Linked DNA regions of Mus musculus: regions 1 and 3 are each linked to region 2. A link is a loop called in an ENCODE intact Hi-C map of the cell type or tissue named here. Cell type or tissue: left cerebral cortex. All regions are shown on one strand. Links, peaks and the distances in the headings refer to the core of each region. The heading gives the core; the rest is flanking DNA.

What was found. A loop is a pair of places that touch in the nucleus more often than their neighbours do. Peaks named below come from ENCODE experiments on the same cell type or tissue, not always from the same donor. Only the 100,000 strongest peaks of a DNase experiment are listed, where the experiment ranks them.
Region 1: a loop joins it to region 2, with 7 times the contacts of the local background. A loop is called at or near these places in 36 of 42 quality-filtered maps.
Region 3: it touches region 2 in a loop (5-fold over the local background); 38 of 42 quality-filtered maps call a loop at or near these places.

The regions. Positions count from the first base shown.
Region 1 is chr4:42,963,011-42,968,773 of GRCm38, forward strand. No RefSeq gene overlaps it. Among named protein-coding and RNA genes, the nearest start is that of 1700022I11Rik, 4.1 kb to the right of the region's middle. In left cerebral cortex, for the core only: CTCF peaks have their summits at 662 (motif pointing left) and 2,512 (motif pointing left); a DNase peak (open chromatin) is centred at 2,485; H3K27ac peaks cover 277 bases.
Region 2 is chr4:42,874,339-42,880,101 of GRCm38, forward strand. It overlaps a transcript of Phf24 not described here. Among named protein-coding and RNA genes, the nearest start is that of Fam205c, 3.0 kb to the left of the region's middle. In left cerebral cortex, for the core only: CTCF peaks have their summits at 520 (motif pointing right) and 2,765 (motif pointing right); a DNase peak (open chromatin) is centred at 2,768.
Region 3 is chr4:42,951,462-42,957,224 of GRCm38, forward strand. Dnajb5 (DnaJ heat shock protein family (Hsp40) member B5) reads left to right here. Exons shown (of 5, transcript NM_001355438.1): 3 at 1,680-1,924; 4 at 5,065-5,666. Among named protein-coding and RNA genes, the nearest start is that of Dnajb5, 4.5 kb to the left of the region's middle. In left cerebral cortex, for the core only: CTCF peaks have their summits at 3,054 and 3,935; DNase peaks (open chromatin) are centred at 1,072, 1,542, 2,170, 2,537 and 4 more places; H3K4me3 peaks cover 3,751 bases; H3K27ac peaks cover 3,280 bases.

The DNA of each region.
Region 1 (5,763 bases), core at 466-5,465, 89 kb after region 2:
ATTCATCATCAGCAAATCTGCCCTAAAACTCCTAAAAGGTAGTCCTTCAGGCTGATATAAAGGAAACTACAACTCTACACAAAGAAATAAAGAGAGCTAGTAAAACTCACTATACAGATAAAGATAAAAGTGTAGATAATTTATCTTACCCCACGTGACTGCTCAGAAGGTCTCTAACTCCAGTCTCAGGAGAACCAATGCCCTCTTCAGCTCTCTTGGGCACTGTACACATGTGGTACACAGACATACATGCAGGCAAAACACCCATACACATAAAATTAAATGTTAAAAAAGATTAGAAAAAAAGGTTCCTGTATAAATCAGTGTTTATAAATATGAGCTAATGGATGCACATTCTAAAAAATATTTTATGTCTCAAAAGGACATACATATATGCACATACACATACACATGAACCCACACATGGGCAAACATGCATACATATACAACACACATATAAAGGTGGGAAAATACAAAATTAAAATGGATAAATTTAAAAGAAGAGAGACCTTAAGCTCTGTATAGATAATGAGAAAGGTGCTGGGTTGGAGAGATGGCTCAGAGGTTAAGAGCATTGTCTGCTCTTCCAGAAGTCCTGAGTTCAATTCCCAGCAACCACATGGTGGCTTATAACCATCTGTAATGGGATCTGATGCCCTCTTCTGGCATGCAGGTGTACTACAGGCAGAGTGCTGTACACATATTAAATCTTTAAAAAAAAGAGAGAAAGATGCCCTGAGGGCAATATCCCAGCCATCACAGAGCCTACTTGGGAAAACAAAATTCACTTGACAGGAATGAGCCTGGGATAAGGATGCCACTGAAGGGGCTTGCTGGAAAATAACTGCTTAGCACGCGTGTTTCTAAACTTAGTTCCAAGCTACCCAGAGAACTGTAGCTGTGGTACATATCAAACAGGCAGCAGAGTTGACAGCGAGAAAATACAAGTTTCAAAGAAGAGTGCCTAGTAGCAGAGACCCTGTTGGCATAGCTGAAGGGAATCAAGGGCTAACAAAAGAGCAAGGACCCATCAGATCTCTGGGCAAGCCAGATGGCTCAGTGGGTAAAGGTCCTGGCTGCCAAGACTGACAACCTGAGTTCAACGCCTGGGATTCTCATGGTAGAAGGAGGATCAATTCCTGCAAATTGTTCTCCTACCTCCACGTATACTGAAGTAAATAAATAGATGCGATTAAATAATGTTCATTTCAAAGGTAGATGCGTAAAGAGATTAGTGACAGTACATGGACAAGGGCAAAGTGGCCTTTGTGACAGAGGTAGAGACTACTACTCTTACACTAAGTGAGAGATGAGCAGAGAAGCCAATGAACAAGAAGGTGAAGGCGGAGGTAGAATGTGGCATGGGAAGGGGGGGGGGTCTCTGGAGGATCCCCAGACCTCTGTGGCTTGTTCATCTATGTGGTTTCTATTGTGTGTATCTGACAAGTTCATAAATAGGATGCTGTTGAACAGGATCACACAAAGAAACTGTCAATTGGTTTTTGAGAGTGTCTGCAAGAAGGATGGAAGGCAAAGAAGTCAGAAGGCTCAGGTGGTGGAGCTGTGAGAGCCTGGGCACACTGCAGAAACAGACCTGTAGGAACCTGGGGACATGGCAGAATCAGAGCCTTGGGAGCCTGGGGACACTGCAGGGACAGAACTGTGAGAGCCTGGGGACACTGCAGGTACAGAGCTGTGTTAGCCTGGGGACACTGCAGGGGCAGCATCTTTCCTAACCTCCTAAAGGATGGGTCAGCCTCCACCCTTGCTTCATCAGATCCTCCCAGCAGGTAACTGCTACAAGCTGCCTTCACCAAGAATTCCGCCCCCCTCCCCCATGACTGGCTGCAAAACAACAGAAGTACCTGCTGCAGACAGGGGCAGCATGGGGACAGGAAGACCTCACTAGTGAGAAGTCAGTCACATTCTCCCGTCTCTGATCCACAATATTCTTTTATTCTTCCTGCCAGAATTTTTTTTTTCACAAATTCTGAGACATTGGCCTTCACCACTCATCTCAATCCCGCCTGCGCTGGGGCTCTACACTGGCATGGGACACGCTAAGAAGGGTACAGAAGAGATTACGGAACACCAACCTCCATCCCCACCCACCCCAGGAGCAAGCCAGTCCTGAATCTCATGAGCTGTTTTCTGGTAAGCTCACTCCAAGGCTCGGTCACATGTGATGGAGATGGAGCAAGCAAAAGAAGTGCAGAAGCTGACTGAAACGGTCTTGTGTGGTAAGCATGGGGGTGGGGGGTGGGGAACTGGCCTGGCCAATGACAGCTAATGACTCAGTTATACAATAACATTGTATATTTCAAAGTATTTTCTTGTCCGTTATCCCATATGCTCTTTATAAGCATACTGTGAAGGATACAGGCCAAGAGTATCTCAAGGAGGAATCTCAGCCTCGGGGAAGTTAAATTTGTCCAAAGTCAAGATTCAGAAAGCCGATCTTAGTATGTTGGTTCTATTGCATGTCACACTGCCACCTGGTGGACATTCTCCGGCTCTACAGTTCTTTCATTTTCAGCCAGGAAGCTGGTACTCTGGTTACTGGCTTCTGCTTTTAGCTTCCTCACTGAGATGTGTTGTGCTGACAGAAATAAGCTCTAGCAATGAACATTCTTACAGACTGTGAACCCCGAGAAGAGGGAATTAGGTTAACCCTTGAGAACTCGGAGCTGAGCGGGCAGATCAATAATGCCCATTCGCTGTGTATTCTTCCCTACATACTCAAGCTCAAGGACAGGACATGAAAGAAGAATCACGACAGCAAGGGTTTCACCAGGGTAAGCTGACTCTCATAGCTGTGCTGGGATGAAACCACCATGTCAATCAAAAGGGGCAAGAAGCCCCTCAGCAGGCAACATCCAGTGTGTGCCCTATGTGAACAGTTACAGACCCAGGGGCTGACAAAGGCCAACACACAGACTCATTGACAGAGAAGATGACATGCCATGCTGGCCTCAGTGTGGAGGCAAACCCAGCTGATGAACATCCGGATGCTGTGGTGGGTAAAGTCATGGCCCTAGCGCTCTCTGCATTTACTCAACGCGTTTGCTGAAAGGTTAAATGGCACACACGGATCCTGAGAATGACATCAGAAATGCTTTAGCTTGCTTAAGTGATTGGGGGAGCCAGAGAGATGGCTCCACAGTTAAGAGTCATGGCCATTACTTCCAGGGGGCCCAAGATCAATTCCTACGCACACATCTGTAAGTCCAGTTCCAGGGAACCCAAGACCCTCTCTGACCTCCTTGGACACATACAGGCACGTGCACACAAGCACACATGCAGGCACGTGCACACAAGCACACATGCAGGCAAATCAGCATACACATAAATGTAAAGGATGAGGAAGAAAATGAAGGAGGAGAAGCAGCAACAACTGGCCATTCAGAAGGATTGCCTGAGCTGAAGACCAACGTGAGCAGTTAGACAAGCTAACTGACCAGTGGTACATGAAGCGCACACTGACACAGGGGGCGTCCAACTACACTGAGTTCACACACATCCTTACCCATGCAGCCAAAGACAAAGGTGACTAAGAAGACCTTCAGATTCCTGTCAATCACTCATTGTTGCCACTTTGGGCATTTCTGAGATCTTTTTCCTCGTAACACCCTTTGCATGCCCTTAGATGAATAGTTTTTTAATTTGTATTTATTGTCTTCCATGGGGTACACGTGTATCTTTACAATCAGACTAAAATGAAGCTGTCATTTTCAGAATAGAAAGTAGGGTGACAACTTACCAGTGGGCTTATCACTCTCAAATATCCTCAATTCATACAAAACCAATACAGTTTTTCAGAAAAAAATACCCATCATTTTTTTTCTGAACAATAATTAAACTTTATGGGTAAAAACATAAACAAAAAGAAATGAAAGAAAGGTTTGGAATCAAGTCTCATTCTCTTCTGTTTACAGACACTATGTAGGAATAATGTGGTTTTCTACATTTAATTAATACATTTGTGGTTTTTCTCTGCAACTCAAAGTTTGAAGATGTTGAACTTCTATGCACTTACTCTCCTCTGAGTCTATAGTCCCAGCTACCCAAGAGGCTGAAAAAGGAGGGCTATGTTAGCTCAACAGTGTGAGGGCAACCCACAGAACACACACACACACACACACACACACACACACACACACACACACACACCTTACTTCAGCTCTGAGAGGCAGGAGCAGGACAATCTCTACAGATTCCAGGTCAGCCTGATTTACACAACAACTTCTATGAACTACACAATGAGACCCTGCATTTAAAAAGTCTAAAAGATAAAAAGCTAGGAATGATGTTTCAGTCCAATAATCCCATCACTCAAGAGACTGACGCAGGAGAATTGCCATGAGTTTGAGACCAACCCGGAATATATATTAAGTTCCAGAATAGCTACAAAGGGAGACCCTGCCAATATAAATTGAATGTGGCGGGTGAGGGGAGAAATAGGGAGGAGGGCAGAAGTCTATGTTCTCACACTTATGCACTAGAGGGGAGGGAATTTCCCAAAAAAGCACAAACAAGCAAAAAACCCTAAAATTAAAAATAGAACTACCATATAACTCAGCAATACTACCCTTGGGCATAATCACAAATAGCTCTATCCCCTTTTCCAGAGATATTTGCACATCCACAGCTTTTGTTGCTCTATTCACAGTAGCAAGGCCATAAAATCATCCTATATATTCACCAGCAGAAAAATGAATAATGAAAATGTTGTACATACAGTACTGGCTGGTTTTGTGTGTCAAGTTGACACAAGCTAGAGTCATCAGAGAGGAAGGATCCTCCGTTGAGAAAGTGCCTCCATGAGATCCAGCTGTAAGGCATTTTCTCAATTAGTGATTAGTGCAGGAGGGCCCATCCCATGATGACTGGCGCCATCCCTGTGCTGGTAATTCTGGGCTCTCTAAGGAAGCAGGTTGAGCGAGTCATGTAAAGCAAGCCATAAGCAGCAGCCTCCATGGCCTCTGCATCAGCTCCTGTGTTTCCACCCCGTCCCCCCGTCCCCCCCCGTCCCAGCCCTGCTTGAGCTCCCGTCCTGACTTCCTCCAATGATGGATTGTGATCTGGAAGTGTAAGCCATGTAAACCCTTTCCTACCCAACTTGCTTTTTGGTCATGGCATTTCATTGCAGTAATAGAAACCGTGACTATGACACATACACACAATAGAATTTTACTTGTTCATAAAAAAACAAGCAAACAGCTGTGCACTTATGCACACAAATATGCATGCACATACAAATAAAATTTTAAAAAATTCTAGAAAGTGGATGGAATTGGAAAATATAGGGAGCAAGGCAATCCAAGCTGTGCTGGATAGTTTTATGTAACGCAGGCACGAGCCAGAGTCATCCAAGAAGAGGAACCGCAGTTAGGAAAATGACCCCACAAGATTGGCCTGTGCATTTTCTTAACTGATGATTGATGTCAGAGGGCCCAGGCCATTGTGGGTGGTGCTGCCCCTGGGCTGATGGTCCCAAGTGCTGTAAGAAATCAGGCCTAGCCGGGCGTGGTGGTGCACGCCTTTAATCCCAGCACTTGGGAGGCAGAGGCAGGCGGATTTCTGAGTTCCAGGATAGCCTGGTCTACAAAGTGAGTTCCAGGACAGCCAGGGCTATACAGAGAAACCCCGTCTTGAAAAACAAACAAAAAACAAACAAACAAAAGAAATCAGGCCAAGCAAACCATAAGAAGCAAGCCAGTAAGTAGCACTCCTCCATTGCTTCTGCGTCATCTCCTGAGTCCG
Region 2 (5,763 bases), core at 190-5,189:
ATCTTGGATAAACTCAAGTGGTGATTCGGTGTCCAGATGAGGGTGTGTGGTTGTCTCCAGGGGCTGCAGCGCCTGTGATGAAAGCTGCTGCCGTCGTCGATGGCATCTTCCCTTTGTGCTTTCCTACTCCCTGGGCATAGGGCTTCCTGCAATAGCTCTGTTCCCTGTTCATTCCAATCTGGCAACTGCCAAGATGGGGGCTAAGAGCAATACCATAAACTAAATCATCTGTACTGGGGAGATAGATCAAAATCATAGAACAGGGTTAGGCATTACACTGTTAAATCTTTTTTAAAAAGATTTATTTATTTATTCTTATGTATGTGAGTACACTGTAGCTGTACAGATGGTTATGAGCCTTCATGTGGTTGTTAGGAAATGAATTTTTAGGACCTCTGGTCAACTCTGCTCATTCAGTCCCTCCTCACTCCGGCCTAAAGATTTATTTATTATTATACATAAGTACACTGTGGCTGTCTTCAGACACACCAGAAGAGGGCGTCAGATCTCATTATGGGTGGTTGTGAGCCACCATGTGGTTGCTGGGATTCGAACTCAGAACCTTTGGAAGAGCACTGACTGCTCTTACCTGCTGAGCCGTCTCACCAGCCCACATTGCTAAATCTTAAAAGCGTAATTTTAATGTGTCAGGCAATGACTGATACCCAGTATTGAAGCAAGAGCCATCCTTTCCTGAGACAGAGAAAGTATGAAATGGTGTTTTAACAGGGATACTTTCTGTTCTGGAAATGTACAGTGGTGACGGCCATACTGAGTGTCCTTTATGCTTCTGAACTTCGCACTTACAAACAATTAAGGGGCAGCCATGGAACTCAGTAGGAGAACCTTTGCCAGCGGATGTAAGGCTTTAACTTGACCCCAAGCACCAAAATAACATAATGAATGCATGAATACCAAGAAAAGTTATTAAAATGGTGAGTTTATTTTATGCTAAGTATATCAGCAAAAGGAAAAGTATTTTTAAAATTTTGGTCATGAGGACTTTTTATCTTTTTTACTACTTACAAGGAAGAATATTATGGAAATTATTTGATAGATGAATTAATGAATGTTTTTCTCAAACATCTCTTACCAATTTTTAGATTAAGGAAAATTTCGGAAAAGTCACACTTGAACATGTGATGGACTCAAGCCATTTCCACATCTTTTATGAATTTGCAAATATTAACGTGCAGGAATGAGTGTACTCACTCACTAGCAAGCGTCAAGTGAAAAGCAGCGTTAGGTTTGAGTCTGGAATATCCTCACGGTCTCACACTTTTGCCTCTGGAGACCTCGGGAGGGGTTCACCAGTGCAGGCCTTTGCAGGTTATAGGTCTGGTTAGGCTCTTTCTCTACCTCCTGGCCCACCACCATGGGAACAGCCACTGCCTCGTGTTCCCATTGCCACAGACTGATCCACTCTGCCATGCTCCCCCACTCTAGAAACTAAAACTGTAAGTAAGCCAAGACAAATCCCACCCTCCTATTCATCAGATATTTTGATCCCAGTGAGACAAAAGCAACTCAGATAATCAGTGCAAGTCAGCGCTTTAGCAGCAGGCCCACATGCCTACAAAGTAGCAGGTTTCTTTTACTGTTGACAAACCTCAATCCGAAACTCAAAGTATTCCAAAATCTGAATTTAAAAAAAAAAATTCTAGCATGATACCACACATGGAAGATTACATATCTAATCTTACGAGACAGGTCATAGTCAAAACACAGGCACATTATACAACCCTGAATCTACATCTATAAGGTACCCACGAAACCTAAGTAAACTTCAGGGTAGACTAATGCATATGTGAATACATTTAGAAACCCACAATCTTCTGATCACAGACCTTCATGTAGTTAGTCTCTATAACTTTTTATTTGAGACAGGGTCTCAACGTGTCACCCAAGCCAGCCATGAACTCATGGACTTCCGCGCCCTGCTTCTAAATGCCAGGAGTGCAGACGTGTTCTGCCAGCGCATCCCATGGTGTGTTATCGCTTTCCGTCGACAGGCTCTGGCTTCCAGTGGCTTCTGTTGCCCTCTAGGCTTCTATGGCCTTGTTTTTCTGACTTCTACCCAGGCAGAAATCAACAAACTCTGCAAGCCTTGCACCCGCTCCTGCTGGTGCACCATTTCCTACACAGAGACCTGCAGCCGCTGGGTCCTCACCACACCACCAGGACTTTCTGCTGCACGCTCCTCTGTACTGGCTTCTCAGGAGCTGCTCCTCTGTCTGTCTCGGGGCTGAGGAGTTAGAGCCGTGTGCTAGGGCAGAATGTTTGCAGACTGCCCTGTGCTGTGGGCTTCTGTGCTGGTTTGCTACCCGTTGGCAGAAGATGTCTGTGTGGAGAGCACAGGGGATACAGAGTTCCTGAAGAAGTGTTCATGCAGTGGACACAGCGAGGCCACTTTTAGTCCTGTGTGTGTGTGTGTGTGTGTGTGTGTGTGTGTGTGTGTGTATCATCATGGCTGTCAGTTCATAGGTGCTGGGGGTCACATAGCCTTGTAAAGAAAAATCTGGGCAGACACTCCACAGATGCCAGTGTTGTCTCTCCACAAAGGCCTTTGGAAGGATTCTGCTACATCTCACATTCATAAAACATGAGTGACACTTGAGATGTTCTAAGGCTTTGGGGACAGAGGTACATGACCACTTTCACACACAAGCCTTCTGGTTAATGCATTGTGCACAGTCCAGTACACACTGAAGTCATTAGGCTCCTTAAAAATGAAAGAACCTCCACTGGACTCTAGAGGGCAGCAAAAGCCCACCTAATATTCCTCCTCCTGGGCTGAGCCGCACTGAAGAACCTTTCCAAGGTCATCTACTGCAATGGCTCCCAACCCTCATGTCAAATCTTGGGAAGGCTGTAAAACTGTTTTTATTCGGGACTTAGATCAGACTCAATAAATTAGAATCTCTAGGGACAGGATCCAGCAACTTATCATTTAAGTAAATAGTAAAATTAAAATCTTATGCATTAGTAAAATTAAAATCTTATGTGATGCTCAGCCCAGGGAGTGGCACTATTAAAAGGTGTCGCCCTGTTGGAATAGGTGTGTCACTGTGGGTGTGGGCTTTAAGACCCTCATCCTAGCAGCATGGAAGTCAGTGTTCTACTAGCAGCCTTCAGATGAAGATGTAGAATTCTCAGCTCCTCCTGCACCATGCCTGCCTGGATGCTGCCATGCTCCCGCCTTGATGATAATGGACTGAACCTCTGAACCTGTAAACCAGCCCCAATTTAATGTTGTCTTTATAAGAAGAGTTTTCGGTCATGGTGTCTGTGCACAGCAGTGAAAACCCTAACTAAGACAATAGGGTACTAAGTTATTTATACATATCTAACATCAACTGATCTCCAAAAGGAGGAAATTAAATTATGTCCTTATCTTTGTTTGTTTTGAGACAAGCCCTGGCTTTTCTGGAGCTCACAATACAGACCAACCTGGCCTCAAACTAGAGATCCGCCTGCTTCTGCCTCCCTGGTGCTGGGATTAGAGATATGCACCACCACACCCAATTATGGCCTTATCTCCACACTCAATCTGTGGTTTACTGTCAGGGGCATGGACTTGTTTGTGGACATCCTAGGAAACCCAAGAAACTTGGTTAAGAAACTTCAATAGGATTCACACAGGGCCAAAGATCACAGCTAGGACATGGGACCCTCATCAAGGTCAGAATCCTTCACAGTGGAAAACGTTATAGGAAGCCGGGCGTGGTGGCGCACGCCTTTGATCCCAGCACTTGGGAGGCAGAGGCAGGTGGATGTCTGAGTTCGAGGCCAGCCTGGTCTACAGAGTGAGTTCCAGGACAGCCAGGGCTACACAGAGAAACCCTGTCTTGAAAAACCAAAAAAAAAAAAAAAAAAGAAAGAAAAGAAAGAAAGAAAACGTTATAGGAAAACAGGCGGGAAGAGAGAGGTACAACATACCAATACCAAAGGGATGATGTATTTGTAATATGAACATTTTAGTGTCTACAAACCGACAGTTTAGATGAAATGGACTATTATGGCTTTGATATTATTATACCTCAAATTTTGCATATCAGAAAACTAATTGACAAGGCAACAGTATTAGGACGATAGGCTGCTCTCAAAGCAATCATGGAAGCTCTTCCTCGCTCTTCTACTCCTTTGCCCAATGAGGACACAGCATCGACTGCCTTTGCTCTCCTGGTTCCCACAGTGCTAGTACACAGCATGAAGGTTTTCATTAGAGTCTGGAGTTTTCAGCTCGGACCGCCCAGCTTACAGCTGAGAGAATACATTTCTATTCTTTATCATTTCCCCTGTTTGGCATTCTGTTCTAGCAGCACAAAAATGAGTTATGAGATGAACTGTTTACTTTTCAAATAGAGGATTTAGCAGAAATAGACAACCTGCATAGCTATCCGGATACCTTCCTAAAGAAATCACTTTTTTTTTTAACTTAAAATCTCACTGCAAAATATTGCTGCTGCAAAGGAAATTTCAGACACATATTTGCTCACTGTTGGATCCTATAAAATATTAAAGAAGAAATAATATCACTTCTAAATCTAAATCTAGATTCCACATATGACAGAAAGCACAGCATTTATCTTTCTGAGTGTGGCTTATTTCTTTTAACATGAGTTCTACTTCCATTTCATTGGAATTTCATTTTATTTATGGATGAAAATGTAACATATTTTCTTTAACCATTTATCTGTTGATGGACGTCGAAATCAGTTCCATTTCCAGCAATGGCTATGGGAACATCTCTGTCATAGGTCTTGGAGTCCTTTGTGTGTATTCCTGGGGTGGTATAGCGGGGTCATATGGTGGACTTAATATTAGCTTTCCAACAATGCTTTTCTGTGTTGCCCTAGAGATTCTGACCAGTTAGTTCAACCAGACAGAAAAGAAACAGAAGGGAAGTGTCTGAAGGGAAGAAACAAAATTGCCCTAGTTTGCAAATAGCATGAGTAAACAATGCACGGACTCTTGTTTTCTTTTGTTTGTTTGTTTGTTTGTTTGTTTTGTTTTGTTTTTAAGTTACCAGAGCCAGTAGGTTATGAGCTGAAGAAAGTTGACAGATGCAAGATCACTGTGCAAAAATCAACTGGATATCCGTGTACTTAAAATAATCAGAAATTGATTTTTTTTTTAAATGGTTGCTCTATGTTGCCCTGGCTGTCTTAAAACTCACTCTGTAGACCAGGCTGGTCGGCCCCAAAATCACAGAGATCCGCATCCCTTTGCCTCCTGAGCGATGGGATTAAAAGCATGCACCATCCTTCTCAGCAGAAATAGGGGGAAGAAATGCCAATGTCACTTACATGTATCCAAAATTAAGATAGAGTTAAATCTAACCAAAAAGAAAAAAATGTAAAAGACTCACACTGAAAGCTACAAAATCCTGCTGGAAGAGCTTAAAGAGTAAACACACATCCCTCATAGGTCACAAGACCTAACACTGTTCCTCAAAGGAGACTCAGGGAAATTCTCAAGGAAAATCCCAGCAGGCCCCTTGCATGATTGATCGTCTGACTCTAAAATTCAGGGTAGTACCAAGACCCCAGAACACTAAAATCTACTTTTAAAAAAGACTAATGCTTGAGTCTGGTTTCAAAACTAAAGTGTAGATCAAATCTCTGTGGTACTGACATGAAGACGGACCCCAGGTCTGTGGAACTGAGATGGAATGGCCCGACTCTCCCTAGATCGAAGACAGGTTATACATCACTAGATACCGTTAACTACTGTTGAACACTGTTGTGATCGGTTTATATA
Region 3 (5,763 bases), core at 466-5,465, 77 kb after region 2:
CCTGTGTCTGTAGAGGCAAGAGAATTATGGGTCTAGAGCAGCTAGCAGGTGGGTGCCGGAGAGGAAGCTGGCTGTGGTGGGGAAGAGATATTGAAGGACTACAAACGGTGGGTGGGCTGGTAAGCTGGGTCACTGCCCTCTGCCTGGAAGCCGCTGGAGTTCCCTGGGCACCCTGTTGCTGCTGTTCTAGGTTTCTTCCTGTCCTGGGGGAGAGAAAGTGTGGGCTGAGGCAAAGATGGCAGACCACCCATCTCCCTCTCAGACTGCTTTTAATGCCGTTTCCGAAAATGGCTGCCCTCCTCCAGATGATCTTTCTTCTCTGCCTCCCCCAACTCTAGGCTCCCCCACAGGCGTGACATGCTGGTGTGGGGAGATGGGGGAGTACCCGCCTTTATAGTGCCTTCTCTTTGTCAGAGTGAGGTGGCTTTCAGTACCATGAGTCAACCTAGCCACCTGCAGCAGGCAGGAGCTAAGGTCACTCTCCCTGCCTATCTGGGGCCCCCTTAACTGTCACAGCCCTCACTCCTGCCAGGACGCCTTGTACACTTTACTACTGTGAGGTAGTCAGGGGCAGAAAGGCAGGCCTCAGCTCTGGCTGCCAGGACATTGTTAGAAAGACTCTGGTTCTCCCTGTTTTACAAGGGTTGGCTACACCTCAAAAAGGCTAAAGGATGGCACGTGGCCACTCCTTCATATCCCCTCCCTTCATATCCTCCTCAGGTCCACTGATGGAAGCAGGTTAAGAGTAGGAACCCTGGCTTGATGTCCTTGGGCCCCACTTAGGAGTATTAGCCTAGCATGGAGTCAGATCCTAAAATGTAAGGGTAGGTAGAGGAGGGGCTTGCAGCAAAGGGATTTAAGACATGGAGGTTAGTGTCCATGGTCTCCTGGCACCTAGGCTTTAAGAAGGCCGTTTCTCTGATGGTTTTGTTCACTGCCTTTGGTGCTTAGGCAGCGCAGACAAGCAGTCACACTTCAGTGTGTAAATACTGGGAAATGAGTAAAGGCAATGTTACCCTGGCTGGGGGAGAGAGTGTCCCCCTGCTAACGAGGGTGTTAGAAACAGCAGTTTCCAAAGGTGTGAGTCACTCTGTGATCTGAGTCACATGTGAGGCTTAGCATAGTCTGGGGGACAAGGACAGAGAGATCTGGGGTCCCCGGTGGCAGAAAAGACTCCAAACTCCCATACCCCAATTCAGCTGGCTGGAGACTGGAGCCTGTTCCCCATCCTAGGCTCCTGACCCAGCTGTCCTCAGCCCGGGCATCATGCCTGAGGTGTGGCGTAGGAGAGACTGTGAAGCTCAGGTGACCTCACTCAGTGCACTGACCTTCGCCAGCTTCTGTGTGTGTCTGTCAGTCCACAGTGCCATTTCGCTCAGAAGGGCCTCTCGGGGGTCCTCAGGCTGGCCCCAAGGGCCTGGGCCTCTGCCTAGCCCCAAGAAGTAGGCCACAATCTTCAGCCAGAAGCTGAGACGGAATCATGGAATGGTTCATGTCAGAACGGGAAGACATCATCTAGCCCAAAACTTTCATTTTACAGATGGGGAGACAGAGGCCCAGAGAATAGGCATGACCTGCTGAAGGTCACACAGGGAGTCATTTAAGGACTGCAGGATCATCAGGAGTGGGCCTGGGCTGTAGAGAGTAGGGCATCAAAGACTGGCCCTGGGCTCTTTCAGGAACAAGGAGCCCAGCACCGGTCCAGTGGCTGTGATGGGAAAAGATTATTACAAGATTCTTGGGATCCCGTCTGGGGCCAATGAGGATGAGATCAAGAAGGCCTATCGGAAGATGGCCTTGAAGTACCACCCAGACAAGAACAAAGAGCCCAACGCCGAGGAGAAGTTTAAGGAGATTGCTGAGGCCTACGATGTGCTGAGTGACCCTAAGAAGCGGAGCCTGTACGACCAGTATGGTGAGGAAGGTAAGGAGACAGAGCACCAGACCCCGTTTGTCTGGAGCCCTGGGTGAGCCCTGGTTCTCGGAGCAGCAGCAGCGTTGAGGGAGGCAAGTTCCCTCACTTACCTGGCCCCGACTCACTCTCCTCCCCACCACACTCTTCTCCCTCCCTCATCCCCTTCTGGCCCTAGAGAGGCCTGGACACTGTGCCAGAGGCCTCCCCCTCCCCCCACCTTCTTCCCTTCCCAGCCTTATTAGTCCTGCCTGAAGTGCCCGCTGCTTCATTGGCTGATCAGAAAGGTTGGGGAGAGAGAGAGAGCCTGTGACTCTCTGAGGACGGCATTTACATTCATCAGCATAAAAAGTCTGGCCCCTGACTAGCCAGCCAGCGAATTAACTCCTAGAGTTCTGAGTGGAACCGGTTATTGCCACCCCCCCCAACCCCCCTTAGGATGGCAGAGGAAGTGGCAGGGGTCCAGGAGTGGAAGGGGAGATGTTGCTGGCATCTTACCCTCTCCCTAGGGCAGCTGGTGGCCCTGCACAGGGAGGGCAGCAGGAAAGGCCCAAATAAAGTCCCTGGGAGGGTGGCTCCTCCCAGCACATCCCACAGGCATGATGCAGCTGCTAATTCTGGGCCTGCCCCTCGGGGCGCCTGCCACCCGCCAGCCATGGGCACCTGTCAGGCTATATTAAGAGACATTGTCACAGCTGAGGACTCTCCTTACTGGGAAGAACTGTCCTTCCTCCTAACGACATCCTCCGCTCTTTCATTGTCCCCTTCGCTTTCCCCAGTCTACCCTCAGAATGAACCAGGCTAAATGACATGTACTATTCCTGATTAAGTGCAGGGGCTCAAGAGAATGTTCTTTGTGTCACCTCTTCATGTTGTGTCCTGCTCATCTCTGCCTCTCTCCTCCCTGTGCCCCATCTTCCCGACCCCCCCGCCGACCCCCCCGCACCCCCACCCCCGCTTTAGTCTCCATGCTGCGAGCTCATCCCATTTTTCCCTGATTATTCCCAGACTTGTCAATTCTCAGAGAGACCAGGCACCTGCTCAAATCCCCAGCATCCTCCCAGCTAAGTTGGGAGGATGGGAAGTATTGGGAGTGGGAAAGAAGGAAGCAGTGCGGGCACCACACCCCCGTGTGGCCAGTCTCAGAACTGCATTCGCTCCTGCCCTTAGCCCAACCTTTGATAGGAAGATGGGAGAAGCTACCCAGAAACTTCCTCCCCCACCTCAATCGGGACAAAGCCCAAGTGAAGGCAACACTCAGACTCGGACCCTAAGCCTAGACACTGAGTTCTGGGGTAGATCAAGTGCACTGTGACCCAGGGAAAACCTCTGAGACTGAAGGAAGGAGAAGTAGCCTTGAGAAGTCAGTTATATTGCCGTCCACCCTGCCTCTTCCTCAACAGCCAGCCAGAATCATTGTACCAGAGTTTGTGTGCAGCACTGGCTTGGCTTGGGACAAGTTGTTCCCTGCTTGAAGTGGGGTGGGTGGTGGAGTAGGACTCCCCACAGTGAGAATCACCCCCCTGTTGTCATCTAGCCAGCCTCCTGCTCTCTCACCAAGCTCTGCCTAGCTTCTTATACTTGCTTCACAGCTGCCCTTCAACAGGGAGAAAGAGCAGACCCTCTCCCCCAAGTCTTAAGAAAGGGGTTAAGAGGCAGCTGCCACGAGCCCCGGAGTGCCTGCTACTTACATGGCCTCTCTAATGAAACCCAAATCTGTCCTTGTGGCCCCATGAAACAAAACAAAACAAAACAAAACAAAACATCATTTAAGCCCAGGTTACCAAGACAAATTGAAATTTTAGATAAAAGGCCTCACAAAAAGCTGAGAATGTAGCCTAGTGCTAGAGCACTTGTCTAGAGCAGCGCACAGCCCTAAGTCCCACCCCCAGCACTAAATAAACAAGCCTCAGTGAGAGAGGCCCTTCCTCTAGCCTGGACCCCACCCCTGAATCTACAGGTCCCAGATCAGTCTGTGTTAATCCACATCCTTCCTACAGCTCCACCAAGCGTCCACCATCAAAGCGCCATCCAGAAATCCAAGTCCCTCTGACAAGAGGGAGCAGCTGGGTTATCCCTTGCTTGGTGCCATTGACTTGTGGTGGTTGCTCCACAAGTCAATGTGGGATACAGGGCTGGTATGGTGTTACTCTAGGGCACTGGTCCATTATAGTCTGTGTCTGTACAATATGGGAATGACAGTCCCTGAAGCTGTACAATACTAGATCACAATATGCAAATAAAGTGACTGGTATTTTTTTTCTAGAGAAAATAGCTCCTCATTTTCTTTTTTTGTTTGGGTTTTTTTTTTGTTTTATTTTGGTTTTTGTTTGTTTTTATTTTTCGAGACAGGGTTTCTCTGTGTAGCCCTGGCTGTCCTGGAACTCACTCTGTAGACCAGGCTGGCCTTGAACTCAGAAATCCGCCTGCCTCTGCCTCCCAAGTGCTGGGATTAAAGGCGTGTGCCACCATGCCTGGCTCAGCTCCTCATTTTCATGTCAATGAGTTTTCTTGATTTTTGAGAACTCTTGATTTCCAGTTTGAGCAAACTGTAGGGAGAGAGGAAGCAGAGTGGAATTAGGGCTTCCTCCTAAACTGTATCCACACTAAATTCAGGACAACTCACTGATTCGCCTCCTCTGTGGCCAAACCCTGGCTGTCTCGTAGAGATATGGGAGTCAGGTGTGGCCAACAAACCAACCTTTATGAGGCGTCTTTGGACTGTGAGTGGGAATAGTTATATAACTTAAGTCATGTCTTCTAAGTCTCCCAGTCCTGACTTTCCCATGTATGGGTTAACTCAGCTTGACGGGACTCTCAGGATGCAGCTTGTCTTGGTTTGCTTTTTGAGACGAGGTCTCAGTATACAGCCCAGACTAGCCTAAAACTCTCAATCCTCCTACTCAGACTTTATAGAGTACTGAGATTACAGACATGCAACACCATGCCATGTACACATTCCTAAATAGATATCCAATTGAGTAGAAATTAACCTCGTCCAAAGCCTTTCTTATTCTGTCAGCGTGGTCCTCTCTGGGGGTTAGAGACTGCTTGCTTCCCTCAGCCCAGGAGCCAGCATTTAGTGGCAGAGGGAAGGGACTGGGGTGGGGCGAGGATGGACCACACTGCCCCTAACTTCTCGTCCCCTTTAGGCCTCAAGACCGGCGGTGGTTCCTCAGGTGGTTCCGGTGGCTCCTTTCACTACACCTTTCATGGGGACCCTCATGCCACCTTTGCTTCCTTCTTTGGTGGCTCCAACCCCTTCGATATCTTCTTTGCCAGCAGCCGCTCCACTCGGCCCTTCAGTGGCTTTGACCCTGATGACATGGATGTGGATGAAGATGAGGACCCATTTGGTGCCTTTGGCCGCTTTGGCTTCAATGGGCTGAGTAGGGGTCCAAGGCGAGCCCCAGAGCCACTGTACCCCCGGCGCAAGGTACAGGACCCCCCTGTGGTGCACGAGCTGCGGGTGTCCCTGGAGGAGATCTACCATGGCTCCACCAAGCGGATGAAGATCACAAGGCGGCGCCTTAACCCTGACGGGCGAACTGTGCGCACCGAGGACAAAATCCTGCACATTGTCATCAAACGAGGCTGGAAAGAAGGTACCAAGATTACCTTCCCCAAAGAGGGCGACGCCACACCTGACAACATCCCAGCCGACATTGTCTTCGTGCTCAAAGACAAGCCTCATGCACACTTCCGCCGAGATGGCACCAACGTGCTCTACAGTGCCCTCATCAGCCTCAAGGAGGTGTGTGTGTGTGTGTGTGTGTGTGTTCGCACGTGTGTATGTATGTGCTTGTGTGTCTGTCTTTCTGTCTGTTAGAGGGTGATAGGAATCATTTCCT